2 separate regions of the Homo sapiens genome follow, and region 2 is linked to region 1. Evidence: read pairs that join two places in POLR2A ChIA-PET (ENCODE). Cell type or tissue: Panc1. All regions are shown on one strand.

The links. ChIA-PET counts read pairs that join two places held together with the same protein. Peaks named below come from ENCODE experiments on the same cell type or tissue, not always from the same donor. Only the 100,000 strongest peaks of a DNase experiment are listed, where the experiment ranks them.
Region 2: POLR2A ChIA-PET joins it to region 1 with 15 read pairs; 2 of 35 experiments call an interaction of 5 or more read pairs at or near these places.

The regions. Positions count from the first base shown.
Region 1 is chr2:25,358,183-25,366,182 of GRCh38, forward strand. No RefSeq gene overlaps it. Among named protein-coding and RNA genes, the nearest start is that of DNMT3A, 20 kb to the left of the region's middle. RefSeq lists enhancers at 258-793, 4,011-4,090, 4,361-4,460, 4,511-4,560. In Panc1, a CTCF peak has its summit at 3,937 (motif pointing right); a DNase peak (open chromatin) is centred at 3,919; H3K4me3 peaks cover 1,287 bases; H3K27ac peaks cover 832 bases.
Region 2 is chr2:25,634,903-25,642,902 of GRCh38, forward strand. It overlaps DTNB (dystrobrevin beta), which reads right to left. Exons shown (of 21, transcript NM_021907.5): 3 at 4,112-4,192. Among named protein-coding and RNA genes, the nearest start is that of DTNB, 35 kb to the right of the region's middle. In Panc1, no CTCF peak of the experiment used is centred here; no DNase peak of the experiment used is centred here.

The DNA of each region.
Region 1 (8,000 bases):
ATGTGGGTGCTTCTAGAAGCTGGCAAAGGCAAGGACATTGGTCCTCCCCTGGAGCTTTCAGAGAAGGCCACAGCCCCTTTTTCCTGTTCTTCCCCCTCTGTTCCAAGCTGGGGCCTGAGCCGGGCAGCTGGGCTAAGAGCTGGAAGACCTGGATTCCAACCCTGGCTCTGCCTCTAATTTGCTCTTGGACCCTGAGACGTCGTGTTTCTTCACTTGACCTTAGTTTTCTGACACATGGGCTTGTAACAGGCTCCTGCCTGTCTCCTGGGGTGGCTAGGCCCAGGCCACATGTAGGGATGCTCAAAAGCAGGGCAATAGTCCTGAGGCCCATGCCAGGGCCCTGGCCCCTGGCTCCAGGTCTAACGCCCATTTGCATTTTCATTCCTTTTCTAACCCAACAAAGGATCAGGGCTGGGATCATAAAAGTGACTCCCAGAGAGTAAACCTCCTCTCAGACAAAGGACGGCATGGAGGGCAGAGGTGTTAAGTCAGTTCCCTAAGTCCACTCAGCCAGCTGGGGCCAAGCACTAAACTTCCAGGCTTCCAGTGAGGGCATTTTCCCCACCCCAGAGGGTGTCCTTCAGGGGAACATCTGTCCCAGAGTGGCACTGGGTAAAGGGCAGGGGCTTCGCATTGGGAGCTGTGGATTCTCGTGCCAGCTTGCCCACTCGCCAGATGTTGTGCTCTTGTTGATCATGCCTGGCTTGCGGGGTTGTTGGGAGAATTAAATGAGAGGGTGCTGAGTGCCTGGTACTGAGCCCACACATAGCGAGTACTCCACAGCCTTAGCTGACATGAACTGCCTGCCTTCCCTGCTTCTCTCCATTCCTCATTTCACAGAAGACAGGGGAAATTCCCCTTTCAGACAGAGCTCTCATGAGATCCTAGTCACAAACCCGGAGGCAGACAGGCCAGCCCTTGTTTTTTTGTTTTTTTGTTTTTTTTTTTTAGATGGAGTCTCGTGCTGTTGCCCAGGCTGGAGTGCAATAGTGCAATCTCGGCTCACTAAAACCTCCGCCTCCTGGGTTCAAGCGATTCTCATGCCTCAGCCTCCCGAGTAGCTGGGATTACAGGCACGCTCCATCATGCCTGGCTGATCTTTTGTATTTTTAGTAGAGATGGGGTTTCATCATGTTGATAAGGCTGGTCTGGAACTCCTGACCTCAAGATCTGCCGGCCTCGGCCTCCCAAAGTGCTGGGATTACAGGTGTGAGCAACTGCACCTGGCCCCAGCCCTTGTTTTGTCCATTTTAAGGATGAGGCTGCTGAGGTCCCGAGGGGGCTCTGAGCAAGCCAGCGGCAGAGCCAGGGCCAGACCAGGACTCTCACCTCACCCTCTGTCCACACAGAATTTCCCAGGGGGCCCGGGGCTCTCTTGTGCTAGAGACTGGCTGAGGCCGAGGGCTTGTCACCCAGCCCACCTGCTGCCAGGCTGGGTACTGGCTCACAGCTCTGTCCCTGAGCAGATCTAACCCAGCCCTCCCCTTGCTGTCCCCTCCCTCTCACTGCGTCCCAAGCACCCGGCCTCCAGGGTCATTTGGAAAACCTGCCTGTCCCCAGACATCTTGAAATCTCTTGAGTGGAGACCTTTCCTTGCCACACTTAATGAATTTCAGGAGCTGAATGTGGGCCCCTGGGAGGTTGGGGGCTGTGAACAGTGGGGAGAGGAGTAGACAGGGACAAAGAAGTTCAGGACAGGAAGGTGCAAGAACCTGGGCTGCGGGGGCTGATTTTCCTGAGCAGAACTGGGCTAGCATGTTCGTGGGGACAAGGGAACAATGGGGGAGATGGAGGCCGGGTGTTTTGCTAAGCCAGGGCAGGAAAGCCTGACCTTCTGCACTTCTCAGGGGCCCAGCAGTGCCCTCCACACAGACCCTGGAGATATGGGCTTGGGGCTCTTGCCCAGAGAGTGGCAGGGAGGGCCCATCTTAGGTCCTAAGGTGTCTGCTGGTTCTGCCAGGTCTAACTCAGGTGCCCAAGAAGCAAGTCCTCTGAGGGCCCCAAGACCACCCATAGTGGCCCTAGAAAAGGTGGCTCCCCCATCCCCCTTGAGCCTTAAACTTGGCAGATTTCCTGGATTCCATGACTGACACAGACCTTCCTTTCCCAGCAGCCAGCCCTGAGCAGGGCCCATGGACTCGCCCTGTCCCTTCCCCTCCTTGACCAGGCAAACCATCTTGAAGTTGCTAGAGCAAGATTCTTCCTTATCCACTGGGAGAGGCCAGGGTCTGTCCTTCTCTCAGGCCACCCCCACCCCCAGCCCCCCCTTCTCTTCTCAGGTGATTTTGGTGGCATACCTCTTCCTTTCTGTCCTAAGCCCATCAACCCCCCTCCCACTTTTTTTTTTTTTTTTTTTTTTTTTGGCCACAGAAAAGAAAGAAAAAGGAAAACAGCCTAAAGGCATATTCTCCTTTGTGTAAAATTAATATATGCTATTCAAGGGCATGTAAATGTAATTTTAAAGTCAGCTTTCTTGGGCCTTTGTTAGGAGGCCGCTGTCGTGGTCAGAAATCTACATAGCATATGGCATATAGTAGGTGGTCAATAAAAAAAAACTCATCCTGCCCTCCTCTCTCCCCGCCACCTTTCCTTTCTCAAGGGTCCCGAGGGCACCTGGGCTTCCCAAAGCAGAGAGGCCTGTTGGGGGCAGATGCCCACCTGCCCTCCCGCCACCCGTGCCTGTCTGGGCTTCTCCTCCCAGAACAAACCTCTCCTGCAGGGGAGGGCAGGTGGCACCTGAGGGACTGTCCTGAGGGCTACTGAGGGACTCAAGGAAAAAACCCACCTTGAGTCAAGCAAGTCTTCCATGTCTCAGAGGGGATCCTTCCCAGGCCTCCTTTTTTTTTTTTTTTTTGAGATGGAGTCTCAGAGTCTTGCTGTGTCACCCAGGCTGGAGTACAGTGGCGTGATCTCAGCTTACTGTAACCTCCGCCTCCCGGGTTCAAGCGATTCTCCTGCCTCAGCCTCCCGAGTAGCTGGGATTACAGACTGCACCATCATACCCAGCTAATTTTTTTTTTTTTTTGAGACAGAGTCCCACTCTGTCGCCTAGGCTGGAGTGCAGTGGCATGATCTTGGCTTACTGCAACCTCCGCCTCCCGGGTTCAAGCGATTCTCTTGCCTCAGCCTGCCAAGTAGCTGGGACTACGGGCACGTGCCACCACACCCGGGTGATTTTTGTATTTTTAGTAGAGACGGGGGTCTCACCATGTTGGCCAGGCTGGCCTCAAACTCCTTATCTCAGGTGATCCGCCTGCCTTGGCCTCCAACTCTGTGCTGGAGCTACAGATATGAGCCACCGCGTCCGGCCAGGCCGCCTTTTAAATTAGGATCAAGGAGCATGGCCTGAAAAAATGATTGTTTTAGTGCCCCGACCCCACGAGGGAGTGCGGGACTGAGACCCCCATCAGGCCACTGAGCAGGGGAGCCAGGACAGCTTGGCGGTCACACCCCGGAGGTCTGGGTGCAGCGCGGGAAGGCTGGGTCCCTTCTAGGATCTCTGGGCCACTAGTCCAGCTGTGGGGACAGTGTCCGAAGCCCCTGCCCCACTGACTGGGGATCCGGAAAAAGGGTGCCACCTCCCCACCCCAGGCATCTACTTTGCTTAATGGAGGCTGAGCCCAAAGAGATGCCATTGAGCACCTAACACCACTATTGCCACTTTTCTGGCCACTTTTCCACATCAAACTCATTCTTTTGGTCAAGTGGGAATAGAAATCAGGGAAAGTTGTGGGGAAAGTCATTTCAAGTAAACAGATTCAAAAGCGCTCGACAGCCCCTCGGCGGCTCCGCTCCGAATAACCCCACCGCGGTCAGCAGGTTTCGGAGCGGAGTCCGGGTCTCCATCGGCTGCAAAAACCAGCGAAGTGGGCGGCTCCGCCAGGCCGAGGACCCAGTGCAGTCGCCGCATTTCGCTCTTCACCCTCCAGGTGGCGCTAGCGGGGGCGGAGCGCATATTTGTATTTGGGGAGGAGCTTCAGAAATGCTGACTGTTGATTGGCTGGGCTCAGTCTCGCTTTCTTTTCTCCTTCCCGGCAGGGCTAGGGAGGGGACCCAGTCCCGGTGCCTGAGCTGCGCAAGAGGAAACGTGTGTGTGGGAATGGGACAGAGGGGACGGGGTTGGCTCACTTGACACAGAAAGAACATTTGGGGCATGGCCCCTGGGTGTGTTCACTCCTCAAGGACAATCCTGATTTCCTGGTTTTTGTTTTTTTAATAAAGGCAATTTGTTAAGTGTATAATGAACTGTGTTTTCCATTTGTCATTCCTTTATAAGACACCTCATAAATTTACACACCAGGAAAATCCTTGGTGGGACCTGTTGATAATAAAGACATCGTTATTTACAAAAGAACGAAGGTGAGGACCTTCTAGACCTCCCTTTTTCATTTTCTTGGTCTCTGAATGTTGTGTTTGTGTTACCAATATAACGATCTGTGGCTGTATTTTATTTGCACATCTAACAACTGATTGTTAAGCTTCCGCTATCTGGCAGGCATTGGGTGGGGTTTCTCTGAGTCAAGAGTGAGGAAAAAAAGAGGGGGAGCTCGTGGACAGGTAGGACAGGCGGCAGCCAGGATCCAGGCTGTGCACGGGGAACATTGAAGAACGCTGCCACGGCCCCGAAGAAGAAGTGGAGCCACGGGGAGAGGAACGGGGAATTTAGAGGAAGTGGGGCCCGAGGGCAGCGGAGCAGAGCCGCTAGCTCAAAAAGCGCAGTGCTGAAGTCACACTGATGTCACTGCAGAAGCCCAGAGGAGCTAAGGAGAGGTGAGATGTTGGGGGATTCCCTAGGGCAGCTGGAGTGGGCCCCTGGCCTTTTGTCCGGTTGGTGGGGAGGAAAGCATTGGAAAGTATAACTTCCAGAATATTTCCTTCTTGCTCAGGACAGAAAGCCATCTCTGGGGCCAGGCGCGGTGGCTCACGACTGTAATTTTAGCACTTTGGGAGGCTGAGGCGGGTGGATCACGAGGTCAGGAGTTCAAGACCAGCCTGGCCAACATGCTGAAACCCCGTCTCTACTCAAAATATAAAAATTAGCCGGGCATGGTGGCAGGCGCCTGTAATCCCAGCTACTCGGGAGGCTGAGGCAGGAGAATGGCTTGAATCTGGGAGGCAGAGGTTGTGGTGAGCCGATCATACTACTGTACTCCAGCCTGGGAGACAGAGTGAGACTCCGCCGCAAAAAAAAAAAAAAAAAAAAAAAAAAAAAAAAAAAAAAAAAGAAGAAATTTTTGCTAAGTGAATAAGGGAAGCAGATGCTTCTTGATCGGTAGAGAAAGCTCCCTCTAGGAGCCTGCACAGAGCCCAGTATCTCTGGCAAAGAATAAATTGTTCGGAGAGGGCTCTCTTTAGTGTAGGGGAAAGTAGCCCCTTTGCCCCGGGAGAAAACTGTGACAAGACCTTGGCGTTTCAAGGGCTTGAAGAAACTGCTCACCCACTGAGGGGGCAAGCAAGTCACAAGTGTGTGTATACCTGGTGGTGAGAGTGAGGTCTGCGAGGTGGTCCTCCCCATCCTGTCCTGCTCCTTACCTGCCATTCCAAGACCAGCCTCCACCCCAGAAGCAGATTTTCCCATGACTTGAGGGCTACAGCCTGGGCAGAGATTTGGCTCAGGGCCCTGGACTCCACCCCTCGACCTCCTTAAGTGGCCCTTTACATGTCTGGGCAGGGGAGACAAATCAGCGCCCCAAGCCTGAGCACCCGTGCCAGGCCTGGGGAGATCCTCAGCCACCTGGCACCGGGCGTGGGGCTTGGGCCCTGGCAGTACCAGGTTCCCTTGTCCCCATCACTGTAGCCTCTCGCCTATGAGTCCAGGTAGGGTCTGGCCAGTGCGGCTCAGTGTGGCTTGACCCACAGTGCCCAGTGGATGGTGCAGACACTAGTGTCAGAGGAAGAAAGGAAAGCAACCATTATTACTCATTTGCTATGTGCTCAGCCCTGCTCCAGGTCTCTTACACATTTTAATATAATCCTTAGAACAACTAAATAGGTTGGAATTATCTTCATTTTATAGATGCAGAGAATAAGGCAGTGACCTGAGGTCACTCTAGAAAGGAGCAGCGTCAGGATTCAAATGAAGGTGTGCCTGCCCTCCAGAACCCATGCTTTTCCATTGAACCCTATAGCTGTCCAGGAAGGCATGGTCCCCAGGGATCCCAGGAACCCTCAGGTACCTCCCTGAGAAGCAGGGCCCCAGACAGGCCTCCAAGAAACAGGGAGGATGAGACAACTCCAGAGAAGAAGGCAGAACCCTCGCTGGTGAGGACCCTTGGGAGCAAAGACAGGGACAGAAGGAGGAGACTTAGCAAGGGGCCAGCAGGGTGCAGACTCGCAGAAAAAGGAAAGGGAGAAGATTCAAAAGGGCAAATTGAGGCAAGAGGTGACAGATTTAGACCAGGTCTAGGGAGATCATGGAGGAAGCCCGGGGCAGCTGGAGGCACCCCAGCAGGACTGGATGACTTAGGGACCAAGGTTGGAGCAGAGGGCAGGAGTCACACATATAAATGCTCCTGGGAGCTGGGCAGGTCACGTCAATGGGCAGGTGAGCTGAGGGTGGAGCACAGACAGAGCTGAGCAAGAGACAAGCAGGACGTGGGAGTTGGAGCGGGGTTGGGAGCCCTCAGACAATAACCAGAGGCTGGGACACAGGCGCCCAGTCTTTCCCAGGCAGCTGGGTGGGCAGCGGGCACACCAGACAATCATGGGTCCTGGACCCACACCTCAGATCCCCTCTTAGTGACTGTGCAAGCTTTCCCATCCTCGTTAGCCTCTCCAAGTTTTCTCTACAGATGGACACCCTCGGCATCGCCTTAAAACACGTATTCATTAACCACACTAAAAAGCAGTCTTTTCCCCATTCCAGGGCCAGTCTGCACAATCGTTAGGTTCTAACATAAGCTTCATTTCCAGGCCAGCACACCCTCCGGGTCACAATACATTAGTCATTTGCCATTCAGAATTGGCACCCATTGTGTGCCAGCACTGTCTTTTAGCTCCTTCTCCCATGTTTCAGGCTGGTGGGAACTGGCACCCACCGTGTGCCAGCACCCTGTCTTCTAGCTCCTGCTCCCGTGTTTCAGGTTGGTGGGAAGTTTTCAAGTTTCAAGTGTCTGGGGGAAAGTTTATACCTCATTTGGGTGTTCCCGAGCAGGAATACCCTCAGCGGTAACTGGCACAGAGTGAGCTATTGCTTCCTGTGGGCCATGGTGATTGGACTGTCTCCCACCTAGCCAGGAAGTGCCTCCAGGCAGGAGCCGACTCTTCTAGAGGCCTGAGACAGGCCTGCTCCTTTGCATAAGAACTTGTCCAGGATGCTTTAGCTTTGGGCTGGGGTGGGGTGGGTGGTGCGTCATTCAGGAAGACAGGTGGATTTTTTTAAAGCAATAAAATAGTACTATTATTTGTAAACTTTGTTCAGACACTATCCTAGCATTTCATGTGTGTTGGTTAACAGGCAGAAATTTAATTACCTGCATTATCTCTCTATATATTTAGTAAATCATTTGCGTGTTAGGTATTTGTCCACAAGCACTCATTTTAGTTACCAGGGATCTTGGAGAACATAGTATTCGCACATTTTGAGGGACTCGAAGGTGTATATCACTATCCCTGACTTTAGGGACCTTATAGTTGGTTCAGGAAGACAAGAAGAGCATGTTAAAAAGCTCAGAGGAGCCAGGTGCGGAGGCTCAACTGTAATCCCAGCACTTTGGGAGGCCAAGGTGGGCCCAAGAGTTTGAGACAAGCCCCTTGCTTGAGCTCAGCCTGGGCAATATGGCAAAACCCTGTCTCTATTTAAAAAAAGAAAAAAAGAAAAAAAGAAAAAAAAAAAGGCTGGGTGCAGTCGCTCAGGCCTGTAATCCTAGCACTTTGGGAGGCCGAGGCAGGTAGACCACGAGGTCAGGAGTTCGAGACCGGCCTGGCCAATATGGTGAAACCCCATCTCTACTAAAAATACAAAAATTAGCTGGGCATGGTGACGCACACCTGTAGTCCCA
Region 2 (8,000 bases), 280 kb after region 1:
CGGGACACAAACACTGCGGAAGGCCGCAGGGTCCTCTGCCTAGGAAAACCAGAGACCTTTGTTCACTTGTTTATCTGCTGACCTTCCCTCCACTATTGTCCTATGACCCTGCCAAATCCCCCTCTGCGAGAAACACCCAAGAATGATCAATAAAAAAAAATAAAAAAATAAAAAAAGAAAAAAAAAAAAAGAAATTTTAAAATAATAGTATCATGTCACTGAAGACCTAGGAATAAATCCAATGAAGAGGCTGGGAGTGGTGGCTCACATCTGTAATCCCAGCACTTTGGGAGGCCAAGACAGGTGGATCACTTGAGGCCAGGAGTTCGAGACCAGCCTGGACAACATGGCGAAACTGTCTCTACTAAAAATACAAAAGTTAGCTGGGTATGGTGGCGGGCGCCTGTAGTTCCAGCTACTGGGGAAGCTGGGGCAGGAGAATCAAACCTAGGAGGCGGAGGTTGCAGTGAGCCAAGATTGCGCCACTGCACTCCAGCCTGAGCGATAGAGCGACTCTGATTCAAAACATAAATAAATAAAAATTTAAAAAATAAAAAACATCCAATGAAGGATGTGCAACATCTCTACAAAGAAATTAAAGACCTAAATAGTTCTAGGGATGACCATATACCACGTTCACAGGAGGAAATCTCAACATTGGCAATATGTCAATTCTCCCCAACTTGATTTACAGATTCAACAGAATCCCAATCAAAATCTCTGCAGGACTGTACAGTAAAAGAGGAATTTTACTGTGTGTAAATTATACTTGAAAAAAGAAATGAATAAAAAAAACACAGGAGAGTTGTTTTGTTGGTTTTAGTAGAAATTGGCAAGCAGATTCTAAAGTTTATATGAAAATGAATGTTAAAAAGACAAGACTGTCCCAGAGAATCTTAAAAAGAAAAGCCGAGCAAAGTAGGAAGACTTGCCTTGCCTGACATCTAGATTTACTAAATTCTAATAGTGGTTACTGCTACAAGAAAGTGCAGTATTAGAACAGTCTGGTATTGGTAGAAGGATAGACAAACAGACCAGGGAACACAAGAGGGTCAAAAAGCAGACCTTCTCATATATGGACACTGCCATGAACATTCTTGTACAGATTCATGAATATGTTCATATTCAATGAATGAATATGGGAAGACTCTTTAGCAGTAAAGAAAATTGTTTATTTTCTTCTGTTTATTGACTGTTTAGTGACCCTTTCAATAAAAAGTGAAGGAACAACTGAAAATACATATGGAAAAACTTGTACAGATTCATGAATATATTCATATTCAATGAATAAGCATGAGAAGACTCTTCAGCATTGAAGAAAATTGTTTATTTTCTTCTGTTTATTGACCCTTTCAACAAAAAGTAAAGGAACAACTGAACATACATATGGAAAAACTTGAAAACTGACTACTACTTATCCTGTACAGTCTCAAAATTTTTTTCAGATCAACTCTAGAATCCTACGTGAAAGGTAACAAAATAAAACCTTTAGAACAATGCATCTTTTACTTTATATTACTAATGCCACTAGCCTAGTCAGGCTCTCAACACTCCACACGTAGACTACTGTTTCCCAAGAATAATTATGGCAGGAATTATAAAAACGAGAGTTGTTCTAAGGCAGTGGTTTTCGAACTTTTTGACCACGAGCACAGAAATATATTTAAATCATCACATACACACATATACACACAAACACATACATATATCTAGATATATAAATATATTTAAATCATCACAGAAATATATTTAAATCATCATGTACACACACAAACACATAGATACATCCAGATATCAGAACACATTTAGCCTTACCACATAAGTTGCATTCTAATATTTTATTTTTCTTCCTTTTTTTTCCTATTATATGTTTTTAATTCTGGCTACAGCCCATCAAAATGATTTCATGAAGCATTAATGGGTAACAACTCACAATGTAAAAAATAATGCTTTGAGAAACCACTGGAGAAAGAAACATCACTTCGATCTAGGATGGCATGATAAACTCTTCGGAGAGAATTTTAAGTTAAGATTTGTGAGTAAGACTTAAAGTAGAGTAGAATTTATCAGCTGTAACGTGATTTGCCCAAGATTATTTGTTTATAATAAATGGCAAAACCAGGTCTAACAGAGCCCTCAGAAATAATAGCACACATCTACAACCATCTGATCTTTGACAAACCTGACGAAAACAAGAAATGGGGAAAGGATTCCCTATTTAATAAATGGTACTGGGAAAACTGGTTAGCCATATGTCAAAAGCTGAAACTGGATCCCTTCCTTACACCTTATACAAAAATTAATTCAAGATGGATTAAAGACTTAAATGTTAGACCTAAAACCATAAAAACCCTAGAAGAAAACCTAGGCAATACCATTCAGGACACAGGCATGGGCAAGAACTTCATGTCTAAAACACCAAAAGCAATGGCAACAAAATCCAAAATTGACAAATGGGATCTAATTAAACTAAAGAGCTTCTGCACAGCAAAAGAAGCTACCATCAGAGTGAACAGGCAATCTACGGAATGGGAGAAAATTTTTGCCACCTACCCATCTGACAAAGGGCTAATATCCAGAATCTACAAAGAACTTAAACAAATTTACAAGAAAAAATCAAACAACCCCATCAAAAAGTGGGCGAAGGATATGAACAGACACTTCTCAAAAGAAAACATTTATGCAGCCAACAGACACATGAAAAAATGCTCATCATCACTGGCCATGAGAGAAATGCAAATCAAAACCACAATGAGATACCATCTCATGCCAGTTAGAATGGCAATCATTAAAAAGTCAGGAAACAACAGGTGCTGGAGAGGATGTGGAGAAATAGGAACACTTTTACGCTGCTGGTGGGACTGTAAACTAGTTCAACCATTGTGGAAGACAGTGTGGCGATTCCTCAAGGATCTAGAACTAGAAATACCATTTGACCCAGCAATCCCATTACTGGGTATATACCCAAAGGATTATAAATCAGGCTGCTATAAAGACACATGCACACGTATGTTTATTGCAGCACTATTCACAACAGCAAAGACTTGGAACCAACTCAAATGCCCATCAATGATAGACTGGATTAAGAAAATGTGGCACATATACACCATGGAATACTATGCAGCCATAAAAAAGGATGAGTTCATGTCCTTTGTAGGGACATGGATGAAGCTGGAAGTCATCATTCTCAGCAAACTATCGCAAGGACAGAAAAGTGAACACCACATGTTCTCACTCACTGGTGGGAATTGAACAATGAGAACACTTGGACACAGGAAGGGGAATATCACACACCGGGGCCTGTCATGGGATGGCAGGAGGGGGAGGGATAGCATTAGGAGATATACCTAATGTAAATGACGAGTTAATGGGTGCAGCACACCAACATGGCACATGTATACATATGTAACAAACCTGCACGTTGTGCACATGTACCCTAGAACTTAAAGTATAATAAAAAATAAATAAATAAAAACTAAAACCAAGGTTTTTCAATTCTAAGGTTAATGCTCTTTCCATTGTATAAAATACTTTTTCCACTGATACACACAAACACGAGAAAAGTACAATAATTCTGTCACGAGCTAGTTCATCTTCATGGAAATAAAGAGAAGAAAGATTAAGTATATACACACACAGACATACATATACATATATACAGACACACACACACTTTATTTTATGATCCACATGGTAGCAATTATTTATAGAAAAGGTTGATTCATGTTACATTAAGCTTAATGAAGAAAATCAATTCCAATTATACCTTTATCAAAAACATTGTTTTTCTTTTCCTCCAGCAGCTGATAAATTGTATTAATTTTACATAAAGCATTTCCTTAATAAAAGTGACAGAGAAATCCATTCTCCCATTTAAAGAACATTAATACTACAACAGCCTCAAAACTAGTTACATGACTGAGTTTGTTAAACATTTTGAAGGACAAAGAAGTAAAATGACAAGTTCTTCCATTACAAAGCTTACATACTAATAAATACTTAAGACAAAAATAATTCAATTAACATTACAATACAACTAAAAGATGTTAAAGTCTTTTCTAATATTGAGAACTCTATCCAGCTATCACAGAAATGAGTAGAAATGACTCACGGTTGCATCGTTTTTGTACAAATCGTAATTTGCAGGCTGTTCTGTAAGTTGATAGTCGTATGACATCAAAATTCTGAGCACCTGAAAAAAGGCAAACAGAAATGCTCAACTAGATTTACCATTTAGTTTCCAAACGCTAGGAAATGACTCCATTCTATTGTATTGTCATAGTATACCAGTCAGCTAGGACTTCTTAAAAACGGTGGGTCAATTAAAACAACAACAGAGGGAGAAAAGGATAGGAAACACGTGCATCTCCAGTATGTGCAGGAACTCTGCTAGTCTAGCTCCTGATATCCTGTCTGCTCATCGGAGAAAACTCCAGGGGGAGGAACACTTATGAGGTGAGTGAGTGAACTATGATTAGGAAAGGGGAGTAGGGCAGCATCGTGAGAAAGACCCAAGCCTAGAGTCAGAAAAGCTGCATTCCTGTCCCAGCCTGACCAACCACAGAATACGACTGTGGCCATGCCCCGTGGCTGTGGCCATGCGGCGTGCCTCTGCACATAAGTGTCCTCATTTGGGAAATGAGGGAACGGACCGGTTGCCTGAAAGGTCCCCTTCCAGTCTGTGGCAGCCTGTATTTTCCAAAAAAAAAAAAAAGCCACAACAATATTTTCAGAACAGTATTTTATGTACTTCTAGTATGTTGTCCCTCTCCATCAAGGTCTAGAGATTCTTTCCTTCCATGTGAATCTGACCAGGACACTGTGACGGCCTCGCGGCACAGAATGCGGCAGAAGTACAGTGCGGGACTTCTGGAGATAGATGATAACAGACGGCATAGCTTGCTCTGCTCTTGCTCTTCCGGGATGCTTGTGCTGGGAGCCCAGATGCCATACCGTGAGAAAGCCCAGACTGATGTGGAGAGGCCACAGTGAGAAGATCGTACGAAGAAGAACTGAGTCCACCAACCAAACCAGCATCGACTGCCAAACGCGCAGGCGAGCGAGCCTTCAAATGATTCAAGCCCTAAGCCTTTGAGTCTTCTGCTGAGACCTCAGGCATCATGAAGCAAAGTCAAGATGTCAGCACTGAACGCTGTTCTGAGTCTAGACCCACAAAACGCATAAATAGAATGACTGTTTGAGGGGTAAGCGATATATGGCCAGAGTAACTAGAACAAAGCCTAAAATTATACATGAGTCTATAAATCACATTTTGTTCTCATTTTAATTGCTGCAAATGAAGTCTCCTTGAATTTTAAGACCACTGTAGATAGGATTGGCCCCCAATGTGAGATTTCACCTATCCTTCCTTTATAAAATTTGGCAGCAAGTTTTGACTCAATAAGGGGACAGAGAACTGGCACAAATTATCTTGTATCAGTATTTATAGGCATCTCTCATTTGTCTTCATTACACGGTATGGAGGCGGGGGGTGGAGGGGGTTAAAGGAAGGATTTTTCCAGGTTTTTGGTTTTTGTATACTGAACAAAAAGTGAAGGTTTATCTTAGTCTGACTTCAATCAACCTTCCTCCTGATGTCATGATTAAAATTATTTCCTCAGGGGATACCTGGTTCTCACAAAATATTTATCCCTCTCTCTCTCTGTATTATACAGTCCCACTTTCTCTTTTTAAATATAAAAGCTTTATTAAAATATAATTCAAAGTCCAGATGCAGTAGCTCACACCTGTAATCTCAGTACTTTGGGGGGCTGAGGTAGGAGGATCAGTTGAGCCCAGCAGTTTAAAACCAGCCTTTTTTTGGCCAGGCGCGGTGGCTCATGCCTGTAATCCCAGCACTTTGGGAGGCTGAGGCGGGCGGATCACAAGGTCAGGAGATCAAGACCATCCTGACTAACATGGTGAAACCCCGTCTCTACTAAAAATACAAAAAATTAGCCGGGTGAGGTGGTGGGCGCCTGTAGTCCCAGCTACTCGGGAGGCTGAGGCAGGAGAATGGCACGAACCCGGGAGGCGGAGCTTGCAGTGAGCCAAGATTTGGGTACCACAAAAGATAAAATACAGCAAGTATCACAAAAGTCCAAAGATAACTATAATACTTTCGGAAAATGATAAGCTCCATACGCTCCAGCCAAGTTTGCCAGAGATCTCTACACTGAAGTTTCAGGTACAGTCACGAATCAAGGGTCACTCTGCTTTCCTTTGCCATTGTTCCTTATGAACATGCATCACCATAAAGCCCAGTGGAAAAAGGGTACAGAGATTAGTAGGATGGCACACAATTCAGAAACTCTAGGGAGCCGTGCCACAACAGCATTTTAGAAATCTAATAACACTCCAAATCCCAAAATAATTTGTAAAGAGTTAGATGCAAACAATAGCCTTAGAATCTTATTAAAATCATATTGTGCCAACATTCTACTAATCAGATTCTAAAACCTCCCATATGTCTGCCTTTTTCTGGAGCAATCATCTTTCCTGGTTTCTTAGAAGGAAAGTCCTCATCCATTACCTCAAAGGATATTTTATTTTATTTTATTTTTTTGCCCAGGATGGTCTCAAGCTCCTGAGCTCAAGTGACCCTCCCACTTCAGCATCCTGAGTAGCTGGAATTACAGGCATAAGCCCACCATGCCTGGCAACTACTCCTTGCAAAACTCCACAACTACTTCCAAATATTTCTTATTTGAGATATTGGCCCAAAGCTGATTCCCACTGACAGCTTCCTATATTTTGTGTAACTGTGCTTTCGTGAAAAAGGATACAGTTCTACTCTGTTAACATGTTGAAGAAAAATGCAACCTCAGATGAGATTTTAGTGCACTGCAAACACCTTTGATTTCCAGACAAGGGAAGAGTTTTAGAAAAATGACAAATGTAGAAGCCAGATCAACTTCAAAGTCTTTTTTGTTTGTTTGGACGGAGTCTCGCTCTGTCACCCAGGCTGGAGTGCAGTAGCACGGTCTCGGCTTACTGCAAGCTCTGCCTCCCGGGTTCACGCCATTCTCCTGCCTCAGCCTCCCGAGTAGCTGGGACAACAGGCACCCACAACCACGCCCAACTAATTTTTTGTATTTTTAGTAGAGACAGAGTTTCACCATGTTAGCCAGGATGATCTCGATCTCCTGACCTCATGATCCACCCGCCTCAGCCTCCCAAAGTGCTGGGATTACAGGCATGAGCCACCACACCCAGCCCAAAGTCTTTTTATGAGTAAAAAGATATAAATAATACAAGTGAGATAAGTAACAGCCAATTTGGCATGCCTGTGCACGTGTGTGTGTATATGTGTATGTGTGTGTGTTGATAGGAGAAGGCAGGATATGAAGCTAAATCTTCTAACTCCAATCACAGTGAAGATCATATGATGCCAGGGGTTAATTAGTATCATCTGATCATAAGCATTGCCTGGCACTATGCTCAATGTATAAAATTCCAGGTCCCACTGCAGATCAACTTCCTGAAACAAAATCTCCAGTGAGAAACCCTGGGACACTATTTTTTTTTTTTTAGACAGGGTCTCACTATGTTGCCCAAGCTGGAATGCAGTGGTGCAATCTCGGTTCACTGCAGCCTTGACCTCTCGGGCTCAGGTGATTCACCTCAGCCTCCTGAGTAGCTGGGACCACAGGTGTGTGCCACCACACCCAGCTAATTTTTTGTATTTTTTACAGAGATGGGGTTTCACTATGTTGCCCAGGCTGGTCTTGAACTCCCGAGCTCAATGGATTTGCCTCCCTTGCCCTTCCAAAGTGCTGAGATTATAGGCATGAGCCACCATGCCTGGCCTGGAATCTTCATTTTTAACAAGTGCCCCAGTAGAGTGTTTTTGGGTTTTGTTTTTGTTTTGAGATAGAGTCTCGCTCTGTCACCCAGGCTAGAGTGCAGTGGCGCGATCTCAGCTCACTGCAACTTCTGCCTCCCAGGTTCAAGCAATTCTCCTGCCTCAGCCTCCTGAGTAGCTGGGACTACAGGCGTGT